Linked DNA regions of Homo sapiens: regions 2 and 3 are each linked to region 1. The links are chromatin loops, found by intact Hi-C in ENCODE. Cell type or tissue: PC-3. All regions are shown on one strand.

Region 1 (8,000 bases):
AATTCTGCATCCCAGCTGCTGGATTGGATTCTCCTGCATATAGATACTGATGCTGGTTTGCATGGAGCCTGAGCTTGCAACAGTGGAGATTAGAATTCTGGTTGCTGCTCCTTTGGGGGCAAGTCCTCATGTCATAACTATACAGCCTTAGTGTCCCCTTTCTCCTGATCCACGTGGGGCTTAGATCAAGCTGATCCATCCGGCACATTGAATATTTAAGAACATGGATGCTACAGTTAGACAGTCCTGGATTCAAATTTCTGCTCTACCAATTATCGACTGTGACATTCTGCAGTCCCTTAACCTCTAAATGCTCATCTCTTTCTCTGGAAAAATGAGGTTTCCATAGCACCTCCTTCATTTCTAGTTTATGGATTTTTACTAAGATAAATGCAGGAAAAACGCCTGGGATATTATGGTGTGCAGTAAGTACTGAAGAAATGGAAGCTTAAACAAAAGTATAAAGTACGAATAACATTTCAGATACTCAAAGCCATTTCCAGACTAAAGTGAGCTGCAGAGAAAGAAATAGCCTAAAGTGTGCTTTTATCATTAATAATGTTTTGACCGTTTGTTACCCTGATGTTTTTTGGCCACCTGATAAAGCCCTGTGAGGATGGTATGTGGGAGGATTATGGCCTATAGAAATGGAATAATCTTCTTGTATTCTTGCTATTTTCATCCTGTCTACAATTCATGAGCCATTTATTCAACTTTCATTTGTTCATCCAAAAATATTTTGCACAATGTACCGCACTGCACCACAGTAGGCACCTGGGCTCAGTGAGGTGAGATGGGATTTACAGGTTATGTTAAGAAGCTGGATTTTTGGCCGGGCGCGGTGGCTCACGCCTGTAATCCCAGCACTTTGGGAGGCCGAGGCAGGTGGATCACGAGGTCTGGAGTTTGAGACCATCCTGGCCAACATGGTGAAACCCCATCTCTACTAAAAATACAAAAAATGAGCTGGGTGTGATGGCACATGCCCGTAGTCCCAGCTACTCAGGAGGCTGAGGCAGGAGAATTGCTTGAACCCAGGAGGTGGAGGTTGCAGTAAGCCCAGATCGCGCCACTGCACTCCAGCCTAGTGACAGAGCGAGACTCCGTCTCACAAAAAAAAAAAAAAAGCTAGATTTTTTTTTCTGCAGGTAATGTGGAGGCATCAAAGAAACTCGATTATGGAAAGATCTTTATATTGCATATCTGCATGTTGATAAGACCACTCTGGGGACAATGTGGATAATGGGCTTGTAGGGGAAGTGACCAGTGACAGGCAGACAACTAGATCTCATGTGAGAGCGTATGTTGTGCTAGTTTATGTCTTTGAGGCTTTGTGCTACCCAGAATGCCCTTCCCATGCTCCTTCCTCAGCCCCTCCTCCTCCAGGAAGCCTTCCCACACTCGTTCACAAACTGTAAATCCAGTGGCATTACTCTGTGCTCCCAGAACTCTGTGCTTACCCCCATCTTAGCACTTACTAAAACATACCAAAATGAAGTAAAGTCTTCCTTGTATTTTCCACCAGATTTTAAGTAGTTTGAGGCCAGGACATACATCTTCTTCATTGTATCCCCAAAGCCCACTTCAGTGCACAGTGCATACTAGATGCTCAGTTAACATTTAATTAACAATTAAATAGGCTGGGCTAGTAGTCAAAGACTACACAGCGTGACTCCACCCATGAAAGTCATAGTTTAACAGAAGAAAAACAGACATGACAATATATTATTACAATGCAATGGGATGGTAGAAATCTATATAAATGTCTGTACAAATACAATAAAACATAATGGCTAACTGGGTAGGGGAGAAAAATAGGGAGAATGATGGTCCAGTGCCATGTCTGCACCCTGGAGCAGTGGAGCCCACTGGGACCTCTGGCCTCAGAATCAGGGCTAGTCTGTATAACATCATCTGTGGATTCCAACTCCAAGGAGCAAGTCACTCCTTATGTTTCAGTTAGTTTCAGTGGACCCGGAGCCTGCAAGGGTCTCAACTTGTAGGGTGTGAACCCCACTGTTGGCAAAGGGGCTGGACCACAGCAGGGAAAGACCGCTGCTTAATTGGCTGTGCCAGCGTCATGTTTACAGTTGAGGGCTCACTTGTCTGCATTCTTAAAAATCTGTTTTAGAATTCAGTCCTTTAGCATTGTTCATGTTCTCTGTATTTTCTCAAAAATGTATAACAGCACTTTCTTTTGTGATTCCCTCTGAACCCTTGGTTGGAATTTGCCTAGAATCAGCACCTTCAACTCATTTAAAATTGTCACGTGACTCACATTGTCTTCTAGTATTTTTGTTATATTTTGATTTTTAATTTAACGTGTTAATTACTATGTTTATTTTGCTTTGTTACTTTGGTTGATTTTTTTTTTGACAGCACGTACTGCAGATAGCAAATCATCAGCTTATTTTTAGAGCAATGCCAACTCAGTAATGACTCCATCCGAATAGATCCATTTAGTGGGAAAAACAAATTGATATAAAAAGATGCATAGACAGGGATGAAAGAACAGGAATTGCAAAGTGAGAAAGGCATTTTATAATTTATGACAATGAGAACTATCTTTTGTTTAAAAACATTTAAATTTGGATCTATCTTGGATTTCAAAATCATCAAAACATGTTTATTCTGCCCTTTCAAATACAAGTGGAAAAGAGAGAAACAAAATATGAATTGAGCCTTTGTTTGGACTGCCCCTGGTTCTCATTCCTTCTCTGCTTCAAGGTGGTCTTACCTTTCTTTCCATTTCTTGATATGAACACAGCCAAATAAATACATAAAAATAGAAGCCTTCATTGCTGATCTTGTCTCTTCTGTGATTCCAACCTATTCCCTCAATCACCTCCTTCCCTCTCTCCCTTGTTCTTCTCTTTCTCACTTCCTCTCTCTAATTAGTTGTTTTTCAGGCCAAACTGGGCATGGGTTTGCTTTAGTATCATTGGGATGAAATGGGTTGAAAAGAGAACTTGGAATAATGAGGGCTGTCTTGGGCTAAAGCATGACAATAACAGAGGCACACACTCCACTGTATTAAAATAGCACTTGGTTCCGATCTCGGTCACTAGGTGTCGCTAAGTAATCTAATTAAATACCTGGTTTATGACCAACAAATTTGAGTAGACATTGAGCTGAGTGAGGCAGAAATAAAAATTAAGGACATGTGGCCTACATAAAATCCCGTTATCCACAACAGCTATTTTAGAACAGCAGGATTAGTACCTGGAATATGAATTGGAAAGTTCATGAATTAAAAAGAACCTACGAAAGTGCTTAGCCTTTATTGGGGAAAATGAATAAATCCTTTCTATTTTATGTGCCCTTCCTTTTCTTCCTCTCCTATTAAATTGGACATCCTGCTGCCTGCATTTTCATGAGCATAACTGGATTTTATGTGGTCTAAATGTACTGGCTGGGCTGTTTGCATCTAATCCTTCCTCAGTTCATATATTTTCTTGTTAAACTTTTTTTAGAGCCTGTTTTAACCTGAACTACCTGAAAAGCAAGCTGGATGAACATAATGCCTATTCTTAGTGGAATATCTTTGAGTGAACTCCTACTCCTATGCATCCTTCAAGGCAGATCAAATGTTTTCTAGTCTGTCAAACGTGACCGCAGGCAGTTCTTTTTGCCTTGTTCCCAGAACACAGCTGCATCTTCTTCCATGTGCCATTTTTTTTGCCTTACATGGTAATTAATGGTTCATGTATCTGTCTTCGCCACATACTGTGAGCTCCCTAAGGACAGGGACAAGTTGAGGAAAGTGACTGCTCAACATTTGCTACTGTTGCTACTTATAGCTCTTCTAGTGGTGTAGCCTATAGTAAATTCAGCACACAATTACCAGTTTCCCTAAGCATTTCAGTAGAATCTTCTCATGTCATTTCAGCAGGAGTTAAACTGGTTGTGTGTGTTTTGTGGTTTATAATATTGTGTGCTTAGAAAGCAAAATTAAGGGCTCACTAAATTGATGTGGAAAGAGATTTTATGTTGTGTGTGTGTATGTGTTTGGATGGGGTCTTCAAATGTTTGTTAAAGGAGTTGTTTATTCATCCATTGCCAATCCTTTTAAAAACAGTTACACAGCAGAGAAGGGGGATTGTATTTAGAGGAGACGCTAAATCAACACCTAAATTAAGGGTAAGCTTTTAGGCAAATTACTGTGTTTTTCTTTCCTGAGAGAAATAACTGGAGATTAGGAAACATCTTTTCTTAAAGAGTTTAATGTACTTCCAAATTCAAACAAATATTTAAAATGTTACAGTAATTTCATCTAAATCTTCTGTGTGTGTCCATAATTTTCTAAAATAAGTGGTAAATCACTTTAGGAAACCTATAACAGAGTGAAAATCAGCACACATTATTCGGGTTTACTGTGTGCGTGATGCTTTGTTGAAGGAGGGAGGAGATAGAAACATGTCTGTCCCGCAAGAAGTTCACAATTGGTGTGGCCACGGATAAAACATGTAAATACAATTTGCTACTAGCCAGGAACCAAAAAGAAGACTTGAGTTCCACAAAGGACGATGAGATTTACAAGGAGTTTTCCCAGAGGCATGACGTTTGAACTAGCATTTTACCATCTTTGCAGACAGGAATCTTCATAGTTTCTACTTACTTTATGGTTTAGCTAAATTGAAGCACTAAAGGATTCACGCAATGTTTACCTAGAGTTTAAAAAACCTTGATTTTAACATTTTTATTAACGGATTGGGTGTATGTTTTAATCTAAATGATAAAGCTATTAGAGTAAATCAAGATGACTATTTTCTCTCATATTGACCTGTCCCTAACCTAAGCGGGTTTCAAACTTTGGCATACTTTGAAATTATCAATACACTTGTTAAAATACAGATTCCTCGCCAAACTTAAAGAATCTCAACCTCCTGGGATGGAGAGGCAATGTGCTTTTAAAAAGGGTTCCATGTGAATCTGGTTTAAAACCATTAAGCAATTGGATAAATCAGAGGTAAAATTTGGCCTCTATATATGCTATAGATTATGGATATGCTATAAGTTAGTAACACTATCTTCTGATCTACTAATGAATATTCCCCTTGAGGGGAGATAAGGAAAAGTTATTAAGCACTCTACTGTAATAGGTAATAAGTAATAAGTCGGCTGACCCCCTGCTCATAGCCAGCTTCCCTCAACCCCAGAAAGATCAATTTTTAAAACATGTTTCCTGCAAGACAACTATTTAAGTTATTTCCATTAAAATAAAAAGACATGGTGATTTTCTCACATGTCTGCTTTGAACTGGCTGCTGACAACTCAATTTCCGGGGAAGAAGGGAAGAGCTGGCTCTCTGGTACTGATAATCTCTTTCACCTTCATCCAGCACTCAGCTTCTTCCGGCATTCCTGTATCAGAAAGCAAACACGGGCAACTCTAAACCTTAACACTCACATGCCTCTTAGTTGGTGTCACTGAGTTCCCTTGAGCAGGCATTTGGAGGTGAGACAGCTCTTAAAAGTAATCAAATTGCATAAACCACTCCTTTTGCAAATGGACAGTGGGAATTTAGCCAAGCACAGAGGAGAAAACTTCTGACAAATGTGATCCTATAGCAGGGCTACTTAACTTATGCTTGAGGACAATGTTCGGTATGACCAAGATAAAGCTTGGTAGGACTAATTCCTGCTGACCAAAGAATTAAGAGAGCACCAGGACCTGAGATGAGTCAGTCTAATTCAATCCTGACATGATCCCAGAAACTAATGTCACAACATTTCTGATCCTTAGCTAATAGGGGCATTGTTAACAACATCAGCTGCTCTGTTGTGGTTGTTACTGACTGGCACAAAGTGGATGGATTCGTTTTCCTTTGCTGGGCACCTCAAAACATAACTACTAGTTGCAGAACATTGTTAAGAAAATACTTGTAAGATAGTTTTACAAGTGGATTTGCATATAGTATTTGTTACCAAAAAGCGATGGTACTGTAAATTTTGTTTTTTCAAATTTATATTGGCAATTGTAGTCTCTGAGAACACTTAAATAAATGAAAGCAGGACTTTTACCATTATGCTTTCAAGATTGAGAACCCTGAGTTCAAAAGCTGATACTCTAAAAACACCTAGATTGAATGAACACTTTTCAAAAACCAATAGGAGTAATAAATACAACCTTAAAATTTATCAACTGACTTTTCTTCGAATGAAATTGTTGTTAGAAAAATATAAGCATTTGTATAATTAAAAAAATAAAAATCCATCATGAACCTGTAATCGAACATTTTGGCCCTTGTATTTGCTTATTTTAAAATGGGTCCATTTTTGCATGTTTGTGTATATACTTCCAGTAATGACAATTTAGTGTGTCTATACAGTCCAGAAATGACAATTTAGTGTCTATCTTACCAGAATTACAAAGCAATTCTGAAACAAAGGTCATGAGAGAGTCCCATTACCTTCTCCAAAGGGTGCCAGGACAACTTTTCTATTATATTTTCTCCCAGAAACCTTTACTGTTCCTTGTTTATAATAACCATTATTTTTCTGAAAAAGACAGTATACAGCCCAAGCGTTAACATTAGTTTTGTAACTCTATTTTTATGAAAGCTATTTCAGCAGCTAGAGAAACTGACTTAGCTGGCCCCCAAACAGCCTTCTCTCAACATGCCATGCAGACAAGATAAACCAGCTGATGGTGTAACAGCAGAAATCTCCCTACACGGGCAGTTTAGGAGCTGGCAGAGGTGGTGGGAATTTTTCTGGGCAGTGTTCTGGACGGCCTGTCCTGTCTGGTCTGTCTTTATCCCATTGTTCCCTAAAGCTCATCCTCCATGGTAATGCCTCAGACTGTGATGGGCTGTTCACTCCACAGCATGAATTCTGACCATTAACTTAGTGATAGGACCCAGAGGAAAGGCTGTCCTCCCCACATCTGTTCTTTGGGAATGTCCTTTCACAGGAACAAACTGTGCCCTAACCTTGGTGATTAATTTTTATAATAGGAGCTCAGTAGGGTTAGATTGTGTTGATACATGTAAAAGTACATAGAAAGTTAAGAACGTTCTCTGAATAAAATAGTACCACCACTCCATTACTCTCTCTCCCTCTCTCTTTCACATACACACATACACCCTCCACAATGTTTTACGGGAAGATATAGCTGTAGAAGGAAGCCTTTTCCTCTCTAACCTTGTTCTTTTCTTGGCATTTGTCCATGAAAAGTGGGTCTACTTTTGCAAGTGTGTGTGCATATTTGTAATGAGGTAATGGTCTTAATTTATTCAGAGAACTCCCTTAATTTTCTACTCACCTTTAGATTACAGAGAAAGAAAATTTTGCCAATTCTTTTGATCTCTCATAAATGTATTATGGAGTGAGTCTTAACCTCTCCATCTTCTGCTTTCTCCTCCCCATAGGAGCAGATGTGGTTAATCTGATTGCTCCCTGGAACTCATCAGGCATCCACTTCTTCCTTACTAATGCACTGTGACCCCATATGATGTTATTCAGGCCACTACTGTGTCTAGATAAGACTCCACATCCCAATCTACCTTGCAGCTGGAAGTGGCCAATGAGATGCTAGCAGAAGTTGGTAGGTGGGGTTCCCAGTGTAACTTCAGTTCAGCTGGGATGTGTGTCCTTCCTCTGGCTCCTTCTATTTTCCTATTGCCCTGGGACAGGGTGCCATGTCTAGAGCTCTAGTGGCCATCTTTCAACCTTGAAGTGACCTTGAAAACAAAAGCTACAGGCCAAGTAGGTAGAGTGGAAAACAGAAAGATTCTCATTCCCTGATGATTGTGGAGAACATTATACTTCCTGGCTCATCTATCTCCAAATTTATTTTGGGAGAAGGAAAGACTGTTTTTAAGACAGTTTTTTTTTGTTCAATCCAGCTGAAGGTAGTCTGTTATAAACTATATAAAAGTCATGTATTCTAGAATAGCTCCACGCTGCCTCTTTCCCCCTTCTCTCTACTCTCACCCTTGGCTGCTGGTTTTTGCTTGCCTTGTAGCTTCTCATCTTCAACTGTTAAACCCAGTGCTT
Region 2 (8,000 bases), 240 kb after region 1:
ATACTGTTTTCTGCTTATCTTTCTCTAAGACAACCTGTACCCTCAATCTGGTGCCACTTAACATGGCAATAAGAGTGTAGTAAGTAGGGCCACTTCACATGGTCTCATTTATGTAGATGCTTGTTCTTTCAAGCTTGTCACCCCCAATTCAGTATCTACTATAGATACATTGACAGGGCTTGGAAATTGACCAGAGTATGGTCTTCCGTGCCTTCAAATTGCTGTGTGGGGCTTCTGAGAAGACAAACTTTGGAAATTGCCCCTCTTTTGCAGAGGATTCAGCGGAACTCAGGAATATGCCAGTACCCACCTACCCTGTGATAGCCAGCCTCTAAAATAGTCTCCAGCGATTTCTGGCTTCCAATACTCACACTCTAATATGGTCCCCTCCCACACTGTATCAGGGTTGGTGTGTAACCAGTAGAGTGCAGGAGGAGTGGTAGATACCACTCTGGAAGAGAGATTATGGATGTCATTTGGTCCTGTCTTGCTTTCCCTTGGATCACTTGCTCTGGTGGAAGCCAGTGGCCAGTCTCATGGACAGTTGGGCAGCCCAGTGGACGACCTAACAGTTCGACTGCCACTTCATGGAAGACCCTGAGCCAGAACAAGTTAGTTAAGCTGCTCCCAGATTCCTGACCCTCAGAAACAGTGTGAAAGACAAATACCAGACTGACACATTTTTGGCAAGTTTTTGTGCAGCTATAGATAACTAACACAAACTTTCTATTCCAAATTGCCACTATTTACCTCCCCCTGCAGAAATGTCCACCACTTACAAAGGTATAGCTGAAGCCCATCTAAGGTGAGCCAACTTTACTTATAATTGAAAACAAATTATATGTACTTTAAAAGTATTTGAGCACCATTTTATTGCCAAACAATACACCCAACAAAGTCAAACAACCTAACTTCCCTTAACAAGAATATCAGGTTTGTCTATATTATGATTGGAAACAAACATAAATTATATTTGTTTTCCTAGACAGTCTAAGGTTTCAATGGGTTGCTGTAAAAGAATTTGAAGAAAGCTGCACCAACTGGTGTTTTGAAATTCAAATACCCTTAGTTTAAGCCACAATAAATGAAATAAAACCAGTACATGAAATAAAACCATCACCCTATAAGATTGTTTTTATCATCCAAAGAGAACGCCTCTCACAATAGATTGATGTCATGTACATGACGTAGTTCACACATTCCACTGTCTTCTCTTGACTATTCACAGTGTGCTTGGCACTTGTGTTACCGATAGAAAGAAATATTTCCTTCAGAAATTCAGAATCAAGATCATTTAGAGGGAAAATAGTAGTAATCCCAATCACCAAGTCACTATTTTGCATTCTGCTTTACCTAGAAACTATTATATATTATATACTTTAAAATAGTTCATATACATAAAGTATTGTAACCAGAAATATTAATTTATAACTATTTGCTCCATGGAGATCCTCAAAGCAAAAGATTAGGAATGAAGCAAATTTCAAGGAATTTAAAATCAGGGATTTTATTCTAAGTTAGAAAGAAATGGCAGCCATCACTGGTTCCCTAATCTGTAAGGCCCAGTCCAAAATGAAAACACAAGCCCCTTCTTCAAAAATTATTAAGAATATTAAGAGGACAGCTAGAGCATTAAACTAAGCCCTGGGCCTCTGAGCATGGGAACCTATGAGATTGCACAGGTCATATGCCCATGAAGCTGGCCCTGGGGGCAGGATACATTTTGTAGCTTCTTGAAGAGGTCTCTCCAGAGGTAGGTGCTAGAAGCAAAGGACAGGTAGGACCAGAAAGCATCAGTGTATGGTTACTGAGTGACACAGATAATCCTTTATTTATTTAACAGTAACTAATATTTCTATTGTACTTTATAGTTTACAAAGCTCTTCTGCCAGATCCAGTATCTCATGTATTGAAGCAACAATTCTATGAGATATTCATGTCACCCCTCTTACATACAAGGTGAAGTTGGGTCCAAAGAGGTCAAGTGACTCATTGAAGGCCACTCAGCCAGCCAGCATGGGACCTAAATGCAAGTCATTTGACCTCAAATCCAATTTTCATTCCACATGCTCAACACAGCCTGGTGCTAAGAGTTGTGGGTTACAAAGAAGCACAGAACATGAGGTCTGCAGTCTAGCAATTATTCACTAATGAAAGATGGAAGGTACACAGATGGGCATTGACAGTTTGCGTTTATGGGTTGTTTTCACATCTGTGGGTGTGACACAACTTCACGGCAAACACCAACCAAATTCCAGGTTCTGATTCCTAATTCCTTCTCATCTAACCAACTACCCTCCCTCCAGCAACAGCGTCAGACCTTAGTTCTCCAACAGTTTCTGGACTGGACAAATACAATGTCAGCCTAGCAATCTCCAGCTCGTATTGGCCCTATTATGTTACAAGATCCAGGACTCTGAATTTTCTCTTTGACCATTGCACAAAGTCTTTTAAAATATAAAGCACACGGCTTTATCTTTAATAGAAGCTTAGGCTGGGCATGGTGGCTCACGCCTGTAATCGCAGCACTTTGGGAAGCTGAGGCAAGCAGATCACCTGAGGTCAGGGGTTCGAGACCAGCCAGGCCAACATGGTGAAACTCCGTCTCTACTGAAAATACAAAAATTAGCCAGGCATAGTGGTGGGCACCTGTAATCCCAGCTACTCAGGAGACTGAGGCAGGAGAATCGCTTGAACCTAGGAGGCAGAGCCAAGATCACGCCATTGCACTCCAGCCTGGGCAACAAGAGTGAGACTCCGTCAAAAAAAAAAAAAATTCTTTATTAGTACTACTCTTAAATGGCATTATTTATGATGTTAGCTTTTAATTGGTAACTATATAAGCTTGATTAAAATATTTCCTCAATTCTAATTTATAATTTTTCTCATTTCATAATTTTTCTCATTTTATATCTTTGCCAGGATAAGAAGTCCAATGTCCAGTGTAAGATATTTCCCTTAAATTCCAGCTTTATTTCTGACTTGCTCTAAGGCACTGGCTCAAGCTCTTAACTTCTATATTTCAGTTTTTCACTGGTGGGTATTGCTTGCCTGGCTTGCAAGAATGCTTGAGAAATTCTGGCTCTAAGAGCATGGGGCACTTTAAAAGTACAAAGTATCATTATATTTATGATTACAACTTGCTTGACAGTTTCATAGTGCTATAATATAGGAAATATGTATTTCAAAATAATAACAGAAATTGTACTGTTTTGGGAATGGGTATTCTGAGATCCAGCAAGAGTTAGAATGCCTTTAAAAACACTGCGAATCTTCAAGTGCCAAGTTAAAACTCAAATTCAGGGACCATTCACATCTCACAATAAAACAGAGAAGACTCTCAAGAATGGTATATGCTTATTCTCAACTGTTAAACTAATAGTAATATACTGTGCATTAATATATAGAATATAGAATAATGGTATATATTATATAATAAATCATATACCATAATACATGTAATATCTAATAATATATGTTATCACCTTTGTTTTTATTACTATTATTCTACTTCCTATGGCTATTCCTATGGCAACTGGATGGGAGTAAGAAATATCAGAAGGGACAAGATGGGAAAGCTTCATAAAATAATGGAAAAAGCATGGCAAAAATTGAGAGAGAGGATGAGAACTCAAAAGGACAGAGAGAGAAAGACGGAACTCTCTTGAGAGACTGCCTCTGGTAGGTTTTGGGGCCTTTCTCTGTTCAGCACGTGGCTGTTTCTGCTATTTTCCTGGAGCCAAATCTCAAGAGAAATATCCCAAATATTAAATGAAGAAGTCAAGGTCCAAGCCTTTGCAGAAGATGCTTTTCTAGTGAATGCTCATGGCCCCACCCCCACCCCAGCAATTACATGTGTTTAGCTTTTTCTAAGCTCCTTTTTTTTCCACATTTTTCCCTGGCTTGTCCCCAAGTAGCCGCTTCCTCCCAATTCATCATCTGCTTTATCCCCTCCCTATTTCCCTTCATTTGTTTTTCTTAGCATTCTCCTACACTCTGTTTTGTTTATCTTCTGAGCCATCACATCCTCTATTAACTGATGTTATCTCTGGGTGTTGACTCCCACGTAGACAGCATTCATATTCTTCTGACCCTACTTTAAAAGGGAATTTTAATTAATTATTTATGCATTTTTTTCTCCCAAAGGGGTGATCACTCAGATTTTCTAAGGTCCCTGCTGCCCTACTCTATGACAGAATTCCATCAGCTTGAAGACAGCTGGCAGGAAGCACTGCCCATCCCTGTCCTTATCTAAGGATAGAGATGACTGTCCAGCCTGCCTCCACACCTGCCCGTCCCTTGGCTCTCTTTTAAGATACTCCTTTCTCAATCACTTGGCATCATCAGTTGCAAATTCAACCATGAGAGAAAAAAAGTAAGCTGAACTCTATGCCTTCCTAGGACACTAAATATTATCAAGTTAAGCTCAGCCTTAATCTTATGGTAGCATTAACTTGTGGCTTTTAATTTTATTTTGTACAAACGACTTCTTATAAATCTGTGTTCACCCCAGGCTGCTGGAGCAGATGTGGAAGTAACCATAGAAGAAATGGCATGAAAGCAAAGTGACATTTGCCCTAGATATCCTTCCTCAAGGGATTATTTCTCAGTAGCTTTTGGTAGTATGTGGCCCTGTGGGAATTTCTTCTGCCTCCTCATCTTTAAAACAAAACAAAACAAACAAACAAAAAGTGATTGTCTTGATTTTTCAAGCATACACACGCCATTTTTTTTTCTTTTTTCTCCCCGCTTCTACCCCTTCCCCAGCCCCTACGCACCACTTTAAATGAGTGAAGGGAACCTCTGTGGTACCTCTTTTTAAATGGGCCAAGTTAGTCAAAGGTTGCCTTTTGTTCCAAGGGTTTAAAGCACGTAAGACAAATCTTGCCACTAAGATGAAGAATAAATGCCAGAACCAGAGAAACTGGTGCCTAGAGAGGTTAAATTACTCATTACAAATGAAGGGCTGATGGGGGAAGTGGAATTAGGCATTTAGCTGCTGGCTTCTTTCACTAATTCTGTGTCTATGTGCTGAAGGCTCAGGTATGATATTGATAAACTACAGTGTTTCTACAGAACACAGTGAACTTGAGCCACAGACTCCTAATATTCCCTCTTATAACAGCACTATGGGTTTTTTTCCTTTATTACTTTACATAATTGCAATTTAAAATGTTTCCATTGTTCCAGGTGATATGGAGTCACTGTGCACTGTTACTCCACATCACCTGGAACTACAGCAAAACAAGAAAGCCCAAATTAAATGCAGAAATCACCTGTTTGAAGGCAGTGGTGGGCTGTCAAGGCTAAGAGAATCGGAGGGGCTAAGACTTGAGAGAGCAGAGAGGTGAGCTGATGGCAGAGCCGAGAATCTGAGGACAGAGAAGCCAGAGAACTTCTAAAAGAGACCTGAAGGGTTTCAAACACACAGTTGGCTTTCCCTTCAAAGCATGTGCTGAATTGGGGGTATATAAGGAGTGGAGGTTGAAAAACAGAAGTAGAAAGCCTCTGAAAATCATCAGAGTTTCTGGCAGTCTCAGGAGATGAAAATAGGAACTCAGGACCTGCCAAGGAAGGGATCCCAGTGAAGACACCAGGTTCTCCGTTGGGCCAAGGATAGACAGTAACCTGGCCTCACTGCCACACCAAAAACTAAATCAAGATGGATCATGACCTAAATGCAAAAGATAAAACAATAAAACTCCTAAAGAAAACAGGAAAAGATCTTCATAATCTTGGAGTGAAATTTCTTTTTTTTCCTCCCAGTTTTAAAAACAGCATACTCTACTTTGCTTCAAAAGCATTTCAACATTCTGAGAGAACTCAAATCTATGTATTAAGAGTAGGATGTAGGTTGCCTCTGGGGAGAAGGGGCAGCTGGAGCTTCAAGGAGCGTGCATGGGGGCTTGTCATCACGGGTGGTTGTCACCCAGGTGTGTTCATTTTGTGGAACTTCACAGTGCTCTATGCCTCCTCTATGCGTTCTTCTGTGCTATGCTGTGCCTCAATAAAAACATTAATAGGAAAGGGAGTCTTAGCGTTCTAATGATACCAAAAAAATAACAGAATGTTGCAAAGTGTGTGCTTGAGGTCAGAAGGCTTATGCACCTTCCTTGAAGCAGTACCTATGCAGTTTTCTGACAACGAAGACCTCTACAGTTTGTTTTCAAACTACTAGATTTAATTAAAAATAATCAGAACACTTCCCATGCCAGCCAGTGCCCCTTTTCCACAGCTAAGAATGTCAGCAGAATGTTATGTCACTGTATAGAAAAACAAGACAGCCGGAAGCAGTGTAAAGAGGTTTAGCCTCATCCTTGAGCTACAGCCCCCTCCAAAAAGTGCCACCTTCTACAGCATTACACCACCAAGCACAGACCATAAAAAGTCATCTAGTTTGTTTTGTTCTTTTTACAAATTACAGCTGATGTACAGTTGATAACTCAAGACTTCTAATCAATAACACTACCTTACACATAAGTTTTTTTTTTTTTAATTTCAGGAACATTTTTAATTGCCTTCTCTCACAGATCTCTAAATTCATGGAGTGAGGATAACAAAAGAGTTTCTTTTCATTTTAAAAATGTTTAGAAATATGGACAACTTTGATTGAATTTCTGGGTGCTTGTGACACCCATGAACACAACATAGAAACCACTTGCATTTCCTGGAGCGCTTCAAAAACTACAGTGTAATTATATTTCAATTGCGGAATGAAACCCAGTGAGAACAACAGACTCTCAAATAGGAGGTGGTCAGTTACTGCAGTTGTCCTGTATACATACACATGGAGACAGACATGCAGTTTTCCTCATTATTCTCTTTTGCATCCTCTTTTTCCCTTTCTCATACTCCTCACCTTACTCTTCCATCTTTTTTTCTGGTGTGTGCTAGATGATCTCTTTATTCCATCTGTATCAGGCAGTTCTTGCACTGCTATAAGGAAATACCTGAGACTGAGTAATTTATGAGAAAAGAGGTTTAATTGGCTCACAGTTCAGCAGGCTATACAGGAAGCATAGTGGCATCTGCTTCTGGGGGGGTCCTCAGGAAGCTTCCAGTCATGGCGGAAGGCAAAAGAGAAGCAGACGCTTCACATGGCAAGAATGGGAGCAAGAGAGAGAGCATGGGTTACAGGGGAGCTGCCGCAAACTTTTGAGCAAGCAGATCTTGTGTGAACTCAGAGTGAGAGCTCACTTATCACCAAGGGGATGGCCCAAGCTATTCATGAGGCATCCGCCCCCATGATCCAAACACCTCCCACCAGGCCTCTCCTCCAGCATTGGGGATTACAATTCCACATGAGATTTGGGTGAGGACAAATAGCCAAACTCTATCACCATCCCTTTGCTTTAGATTATAGTTGGCCACCTACTTCCCATACATCTCCTTCAACTTTGTTATAAGGTAGCTTTTCACCATCACTAAAATTATCCTGCATGTTTTATTTTTCTGTCACTGTATAACAAATTACCACACACTTAACAGCTTTTAACAAAGTCCAGCACGATGTCACCTGGTTCTCCTCTCAGGGAATCACAAGGCGGGAACCAAGCCATCAGCCAAGCTGGGTCCTCACCTGGAGGCTCTAAGTAGACATCACCTCCAGGCCCACACAGGTTGCTGGAAGAATTCAGTCCCTTGTGGTTGTAGGACTGAGGATCCTCTTTCCTTGATGCCTGTTGGCCAGGGCCTCTCTCAGGTCTTTTAAGGTTTCCTGAATTCCTTCTCAGGTGGGCCTGCTGCAACTTCAAGCCATAACCCCTTTACTCTTCAAATCTCTCTGACTTCTTCTGCCACCAGCTGGAGAAAGCTCTCTGCTTAAAAGGTCTCATGTGATTAAATTAGATCCTCCAAGATAATCTCCTATCTTAAGGAGATTACCTAACCCTGCCATGAAATATGATAACCACACTAGTGAGTGATGTCTCATCATATTCCCAGGTTCCTGGGATTAGGGGGAAATATCTTTATGGGGGCATTTTAGGAATTCTACATAC
Region 3 (8,000 bases), 120 kb after region 1:
GAATAGGTTGTCGAGGTTTAAAGAGGTTAAATAACTTGTCCAAGGTTACAGAACTAGCTCTTGGCAGAGTTGGATTTTAAACAGAAGGGCATCCATTTTAATCCAAAGCCTGTGCTCTCCATCATGATTTAAAAGCAAATAGTAAGCCGGGCGCGGTGGCTCACGCCTGTAATCCCAGCACTTTGGGAGGCTGAGGTGGGCGGATCACAAGGTCAGGAGATCGCGACCACGGTGAAACCCCGTCTCTACTAAAAATACAAAAAATTAGCCAGGCGCGGTGGCGGGCGCCTGTAGTCCCAGCTACTCGGGAGGCTGAGGCAGGAGAATGGCGTGAACCCGGGAGGCGGAGCTTGCAGTGAGCTGAGATCGCGCCACTGCACTCCAGCCTGGGCGACAGAGTGAGACTCCGTCTCAAAAAAAAAAAAAAAAAAAATAGTAACAACAATAAAACGTAGGAAAAAACTTAGCTTCTATACTCCTTTTGCTTTCTAAAAAATTGCATATTAATCTAAGTCACATGTTCCATTAAGCCTTGCAACATAAAAGCAATAGAAATAAAACAGAACTAGTCTTAATAGATGTGTTTTCAAGACCAAGGAAAAGAAAGTCCCATGAGAATTTTCTATTATCTAAGCATGCACAGGAAATTTCACAAAGGATACTTAAAGCAAATTACTGGAATTTGGTGAGCTGGTTTTCTCCCATGAATATATTCACTGGGCCTCACCAGCATAGTGATAAAGAATAGTCCTCAGTTGACATCTAAATTAAAAAGTCAAATTTTCTAATTTATTAGAAAATAATAAAAGAAATAGTTGATTTATTTCTCCATTAGTGTTTGCCATAGTACCTAGTAGCATGCATTCATTTGACCAGTTTCCCTGGGGTATTAGTTAGCAAACTTCCTGGGGGTCTTTGGAACTTAAATAAATAAAGCAGATTCAACAGATAAGGTGCATTACTGTACGAAAATTTTTATGGCTTTAGCAGAGAACAGAATCCAACACCCATACTCATTTATAGACCTGATTAACAAGAAATTTTCTCCAAGCAGATGGAGCATGAAAACTGCTGCCCCTTGGAATCAGTTTTCTAACTGAGTTTAATATTTGCATTTGGTTTTCCACTGTTATTATTATTATTGCCATTTTAACTTATGCATTCCCGCCATAGCATATGCCTCTAGGTACAAGAGGAAGGAAAAATTCAATTTTAGTGTTTGTCTTATTTGCACTTTACTTGATGCAATTTGGTTTGCCACATGGAGTGAATAAAGCTGTCATGTTATTTTTTTTTTCAAGAAGAACACAATAACTATAATGGACTGTGCATTCATTACTGAGTAGATTCATTTTTTTCTCCCATTGAAGGGCATAAAAGAGGGGATAATTTCAAAGTGAATTGAATTGTGTCTGGTGAATCATGATGCGCATTTCCGACCAAGGCATAAAACACGTCCCAGCTTTTCTGCCAGCATTTTTTTGAAGAATATTACTCAGAATGCAGTAAAGCCATATTTGTTTGGTTTTTTGCTTGTATGTACTAATTTTCTGCGGGAAAATGTAAATTAAAAGATAACCTTTGACTTCCAGAAAGTATGCTCTATGATGGAGTCTTGGCTTGCTTTCCTGGGGGACTTGAATTTCTCTTCCTTTTTTCTTATTTTACATTACCTCCTTAACATTTTCACCTACCATCTAGCTATTGCCAAATTTTTCCCTAGATGTTAAAGATCTTAGCTGTGTTCATACTACCATTCAAACATGCCTGGCCCCATCTGGAGATTCACTGTAGGGGACCCTTCAGAGCTCTGTTGGCATGAAGTACTCAAGATCTCACTAGGAAATAGCTCATTATAAGAACAGATTTGAGGGGAATACATTTGAAGACAGTGGGATAGGGTTGGAGGAGAGGATCATTTGGGTAATAACATTATCATTCAGATCATTCCCCATTTGGTTTCCTTGGAGGGCTCACACCTGTAATCCTAGCACTTTGGGAGGTCAAGGCAGGAGGATCACTTGAGGCCAGGACTTTGTGACCAGCCTGAGTAATATAAGACCTCATTTCCATAAACAAATTTTTTTTTAAATTTTAAGAGCTGTTTTTACAAAAAATCTTTAGATATTGAGAGCACAAAGAAGTGCTTTTGTGTAACCTAGGTAACTCATGGCAGTAATACAAATAATTAACATTTATTGAGCTCTTCTAATTAGTAAACATTTTGCATACATTATCTAATCCAATCATCACAGTGATCCAATGATATGGTCATTATTTTCTCCAATTAAGGCTTAAAAGGGATGTGTAACTTGCCTGTGGACACATAGCTCAAACATGGCAGATCCAGGATTCTATGTACATCTCTCTGAATTTAAAATCCACACTCTTGACCACCTAACAATACTGTCTTTCACCAAGAAGAACTGGAGCATGCTGTAGTACAGAAAGAAATGATGGACTGAGAAGTCATCATATGGGCCTACATCTGCAATGGAGGGTGGGAGAACAGTGGGCTTTAATGCACACTGAAAATGGATGCCTAATGCCTGCATACACTTATCAGAAGCCTCTTGTTGGCTTCTTGGCAACCTCTCAGCTGCTGAGCAGAGAAGAAGAAAGTGGCTCCTGGCAGATGGTGGCCAAGATGAGAATACAAGTGAAGTAACTCCTGGACTTCCCAGAACAATTAGGGAGAGATTCAAAGGTAACTGAAATTCTTGTAGGGGAAACTGGGGGCAAACTAAAGCAAATTCTGTTTGGTTACTGTTTTTAACTCCAGGCTGGGTAGGCCTAGGGAAGCAGGATATGCAACGAACCCCACAAATCAGGATTTTGCTTATGATAAAACAAGGCAAATGGCCCCCTGCTTTCATCTTTTGATGCTCTTTAATTTTAGCTAGTGACTTCTGAAAGAATAAAAACAACTCTGAACTGCTCTATTTTCTTCCCTCCAAGCTTGCTTGGAACAGGACACGTTTCTGCTTTTTTCTCCCTAACTTCATTTATTATTCAAAAACTATTGCTAAGTATAGGCCTTTTACCCAATCAAAAAGTTCTAGATCCTCTATCCTATTGGGCCGCCCACTCTGTCTAAGAGACAGTGAGCAAGGTACTGGGGTATTCCAAGATGACTAAGCCACGGTTCCCTGCTCTGACTCACTTTCATTCTTACGGAGGGAGAGAGATCAGTGTATCACTAACCACACACAAGACAAAATAAGACAGATCTACACGGAGGCAAAGTAACAAAATGCACAGGGTGCTTTAGGCAACAAGTGGCATTCTTGCATGGGGGCTTTGCCTGTCTTCTGGCGTATGTTTTGGTAGGTGTTATTTCACACTATTCTTCCCGGCCTTCCCACTCTGCTCCTGCAGTGATGTCATACTCCCTGGGCTGTCTCTACAGTCACTTTCTTTTTCCCTTTCTAAGTAAATCCTGTCTCAGACACCCACTGAAATCTCTAAGATCCTTCTCAGAACCACCTTCAAATCAAGCTACTAACAGCATGTTCTTGCCAACCATTACTCTCTAAGTCCATCTGTCTTCCTGTCTGCTCAGACGAGTCAAAAAGTATTTCTAGATCTTTAACAATCTTTAAGCCACATGGGGAAAATGCATTTAAACTCGCTAATAAGACCACAGACTAAGGGCAAAGCACTAAGATCGAATTTTATGTACCCAATTACTGCCTTAGATGTCAACCATTCAACAGGGGGTTCTTAATAAGCTATGTAAAAGAGAGTCTTTGAAATGGTTTGGCCTTTTCTCTTTCCTTTATTAGCTAGAGTCTATCCTACTCCACCGAATGAGCAGCTATAAAATGCAGAAGAGAGCAGCGGCAACAAGGAAAAGGCTTCATGATAGCAGGGGCTGGTCTGTGTTACTCACTGCTGTATATACACTGCTTAACGCATAGTGCTACTAAATATTTGCTGAAAGACAGGAGAAAGACAGATTGAATTACACACTGGACTTGACTTGTACCGGATGAACTCTGAGGTGCCTTCTCACTGAGATTTTGTGACCTAGTAAGAGTGAGAACTTAAGTTTGAAAACAATTTACATTAAACTCATCAAATTGTATTGTTTCCTAACCCATGTTCTCAGTATAACAAATTGCTAAACAGTGTTAAGGCCAATATTGGGATCAAATAAGGGAGAATAGAATCCAGGCAATGGAAAGAATTTCAAAAGACCATTTATTTTATCCCCAGTTGGCAACTAAACCATCCCAAAAAAGGATGTAGAATGATCTAATGGGAAGAGTGCAGGCTCTGGAGTCAAAGCTGGGTTTGAATTCCTATTCTGCCACTCACTAGTTGCATGACTTTGGACAAGTTAATATCTTTGAGTCTCTGTTTTCTCTTTTATAAAATACAGGCCATAAGAAAATATCTTGGGGTGTTTGTGTGCCTTGCACAGGCTGCCATAGAGGGACCTCAGAAATGGGTCGGTTCCGTTTCTCCAGAAAGCTGTATGCACATAGTGAAATATTTTTTAAAGTTGTGTCTCAGCTTCCTTTAGGTATCAGCATCTTTCAAATTTCCTGAGCCTTATAATTTTACAAATTCTGGAATTCTGCTGAAATAAAAGGCCTTTTACTTTTTGTTTTTAATGTTTTACTTACTATTTGTTGGACTATCAGTTGAAAAATATCACTGCTTCTGAATCCTCATTTGTACAATAACCCTTCACAAATTTCAAGATCATTATCAAGTCCCTTGTGTGCCTGTTGTTTCCCAGCCCTCACTTTGCTTCATTTTTGAGAGGTTTTAAAGAAAAGAATTCTTTTAAACACTTAGTGTATCATTAGGTCTTAACCTGCTTGAAGACAGGCCCTTGTTTTCACTCTGGCGAAGCAGAACCTAAAACATTAATAGGAATTCTAACTATGGAAGATACATATCAAAGCCAGAGGAAAACAAAGTATTATCTCCTTCTACTAAATGAAGGTTAAACTCCTTCCAAAGACTAAGTTTAAAATAGTTGTTATGCAGCCAGTCAGCATGCAAGGTGACTGGAGATAGAGGAATCTTGGCCCCAGACGGGAAGTGTTTAAAAATGGACAGAGGGTTCTGGGGTAAACTCCTCCAGACCAGAGACTGAGTCTTAATCCACAGCGATTCCCTGGGACCAGACTCATGTCTGGCACCCTTTATTGGCTAGAAATCTCTGTTAAGCAGAATTGAAATAGTTGTTATGTCTAGAAACATAATAAGACTATACAAGAGTACTTTTATGTAGAAAACCAGAAAATATAAAAGTTAAAACCTAATGATATTGATATTATAATTCTTTTAAAAGTGATACAACAAGAATATTAACTTTTTAAAGAATATCACTATATATTTTTTAACTATTGAAAAAGTATTTCAAGCCTCATTAGTTCTGGGTCATAAACCACTGTCTCTTTCCTGGCTCTGATTACAAATAATCAGAAGGTTTATAAAAAAATTTCATTTGTCTACATGGAATAGATTCATTCTGATACATTTGGCCTTCAGTAGACAGGGCCATTCTACAGCATTCATCCTAAGCTACCATTTTCTTTGATGGCTGACATTCATATGTATACATGTAGCAAGGCACCAGTTTCATAAATGTATGAAAGAAACCTACTTATAGCATGCAATAATCCAAAAACTTCAAATTCTTCTGCCTTGCAACTCTGTAAGAATAATAAACTCCCTTGTGGGGTTGTGGTTCAGTGTGAGATAATGAATATAAGTCACTTAACACTTATCTGGCACATAGAAGATAGTAGACACTAAATTAATGTAATTAGTGATTATAGAAGCAATAGTAATAATGAGAACAGATTTAGCTGTCAGGCAGACCTGAATTCAAATCCCAGCTTAGCCACTTTACAGCTGTATAACTTTGGGCAAGGCTTTTAAATCTAAATCTCAGCTTTTCCATTTTAAAATTTGGACATGTTAGCACCTACCTCAAAGCATTTTTGAGAGGACTGAATGAGATAATCCACTGTAAAAACTTAGTAAAATGAATGTTGCTTGGTATGTACTCAATAAATGTCATTATTGTCATATCATTATTAATAATATTAATTAGTTTTGCCTGTAGTTTACTCCATAGGAAAATGTCGAATGAATTAGATCTCAAGAAAAAGCAGTCAGTAAAACAGTCCCAAACATTCTGCCTTGGAATATTTCACTAAAGGCAAAATTAATTAATTAATGGTAGTATGAATGATAATTCTTATCCAATTATGATGTATTTGGTGATTCAATTTGAGATTCAAATGAATCTCAAGCCTTGAATGGAAAGAAGTTGCTGATTTAGTATAGTAATTGTAAACAGAGGTAGGTGTGTATACATTGGGGACCACTTGGAGCTTTCTCAAGATAATATTCCTCTGTTTCCTAAAACCGAGACATCCTAGACAGGAAGTGTAAGTAGGCATAAGAGTTTGATAAATACCCACTTTTGGTCTATGATATGTTCTCCCTTCCATTCTGAGAATCATTCATTTATTTGTAAGATTAATAATTAAAATGTATTGGTAAGGATTTGGGCTAAGTATAAAATGTTTGAAAAGAAATAGACCAAAAACAAAACATTAAAAGGATTTTGAAGGCTATTTATCTACCCTTCCATTTTAAAGATGAGGACACTGAGATAAAGATTGCCTTGGCATACAGCTCAGTAGCTATGGGACTCAGGCTGGGCTTAATTCCTTCTTTACTACACTACTCTGTTACAACTCTGCAAAAAATAAAGATAATGGACTCATTGACCAAGCCAGAGTTTGTATCAGCTAGGGAAATTAGAATATTTTGCTGTAATTCACTGGTGGATCCTTTGATCTATGAAAATCCTATCATGTTTTACTTGACTACTGTTCAACTTTGGTATGTAATATGTTATAACCATGTATTGTTTTGTTAATTGAATGTGGGGAAAATTAGTTTAATTATTGAATGAACCATTGTGCCCTGTGGCCCCATGAAACCTCAGCTAACCCATGCATCTGCTTTTCTTCCCCTAACTATAATTCATTTGTATAGCCAATGATGGGACTTGGCTCCACAGCCCTCAAAACTTGGGGTTTTCCCATTGTGTATTTATTTTATTTTTGGGGCCCTCAGATATTTCAAATCATTAACATCATCCTTCAGAGACTGAGAATTGATTATTACAGAACATTAATAACATATTAAGGTCTCAGGCTTCACTTTCTCCTAGGGTTGTAAAAGGCTACTGTTTAATTACAATGAGTTTCATCCTCAAAAAAATGTCCCCTTGTGATAGATATCTACAACAGCCTCAGAACGCGCATTGTCTCGTGTTTAAATATATCCCCCCAAAGCATGCCATTCTCTTATCCAAGAGTTCTAAGAAATATTTCATAGCATCTCAATGGCACTGATTTGGTCACAAGTCTGCCTCTAAACAAATCACTACAGACAGGGAAATATGAGACCTTGTGTGGCCACACATGACTTAGATACCATCCCTAGGCCAGGGTTGATGACAGCTACACTGTGTGTGTATATATATATATACACACATATATTTGTATATACATTTGTATATACATTTGTATATGTGTATATATGTATATACAAATATATGTATATATGTATACATATATGTATATATATACACAAATACTATTATACACTATTATATATATTATATATACACTATATATTATATATACACTCTATATTATATATAATATGCTATATATATTTTTAATATATATATATAAAATAGATTTCCTGGTGTATAGTGTGTGTATATATAGTGAGAGTGGCAAGTGGTGGATCCCCATTGAACAACTGGGAATTGGGAATGAATTAGATTTTGATAAGCCAAAAACTAATGAATATCCACTATTCTAGGGAAGGTCACTGAGCCTTGAGTTGTCAGGATGACAAGACTAGAAATCTTTAGTTAGGAAAGATGAAGGCTGAGAGAGCACCTAATGGAAGTCTTTAAAACTGTACACAATTTTGTATGAATGAAAGTC

What was found. Peaks named below come from ENCODE experiments on the same cell type or tissue, not always from the same donor. Only the 100,000 strongest peaks of a DNase experiment are listed, where the experiment ranks them.
Region 2: a loop joins it to region 1, with 2.9 times the contacts of the local background. A loop is called at or near these places in 6 of 110 quality-filtered maps.
Region 3: it touches region 1 in a loop (3-fold over the local background); 5 of 110 quality-filtered maps call a loop at or near these places.

The regions. Positions count from the first base shown.
Region 1 is chr12:67,938,562-67,946,561 of GRCh38, reverse strand. All of the region lies in intron 2 of LINC01479 (long intergenic non-protein coding RNA 1479), which reads right to left. Among named protein-coding and RNA genes, the nearest start is that of LINC01479, 13 kb to the right of the region's middle. In PC-3, a CTCF peak has its summit at 3,067 (motif pointing right); DNase peaks (open chromatin) are centred at 3,071 and 5,531; H3K27ac peaks cover 1,083 bases.
Region 2 is chr12:67,702,163-67,710,162 of GRCh38, reverse strand. LINC02421 (long intergenic non-protein coding RNA 2421) reads left to right here. Exons shown (of 5, transcript NR_110063.1): 5 at 1-1,116. Among named protein-coding and RNA genes, the nearest start is that of LINC02421, 23 kb to the left of the region's middle. In PC-3, no CTCF peak of the experiment used is centred here; DNase peaks (open chromatin) are centred at 3,972 and 4,282; H3K27ac peaks cover 541 bases.
Region 3 is chr12:67,823,408-67,831,407 of GRCh38, reverse strand. No RefSeq gene overlaps it. Among named protein-coding and RNA genes, the nearest start is that of LINC02421, 98 kb to the right of the region's middle. RefSeq lists an enhancer at 2,475-3,674. In PC-3, no CTCF peak of the experiment used is centred here; DNase peaks (open chromatin) are centred at 3,147 and 3,927; H3K4me3 peaks cover 1,355 bases; H3K27ac peaks cover 1,863 bases.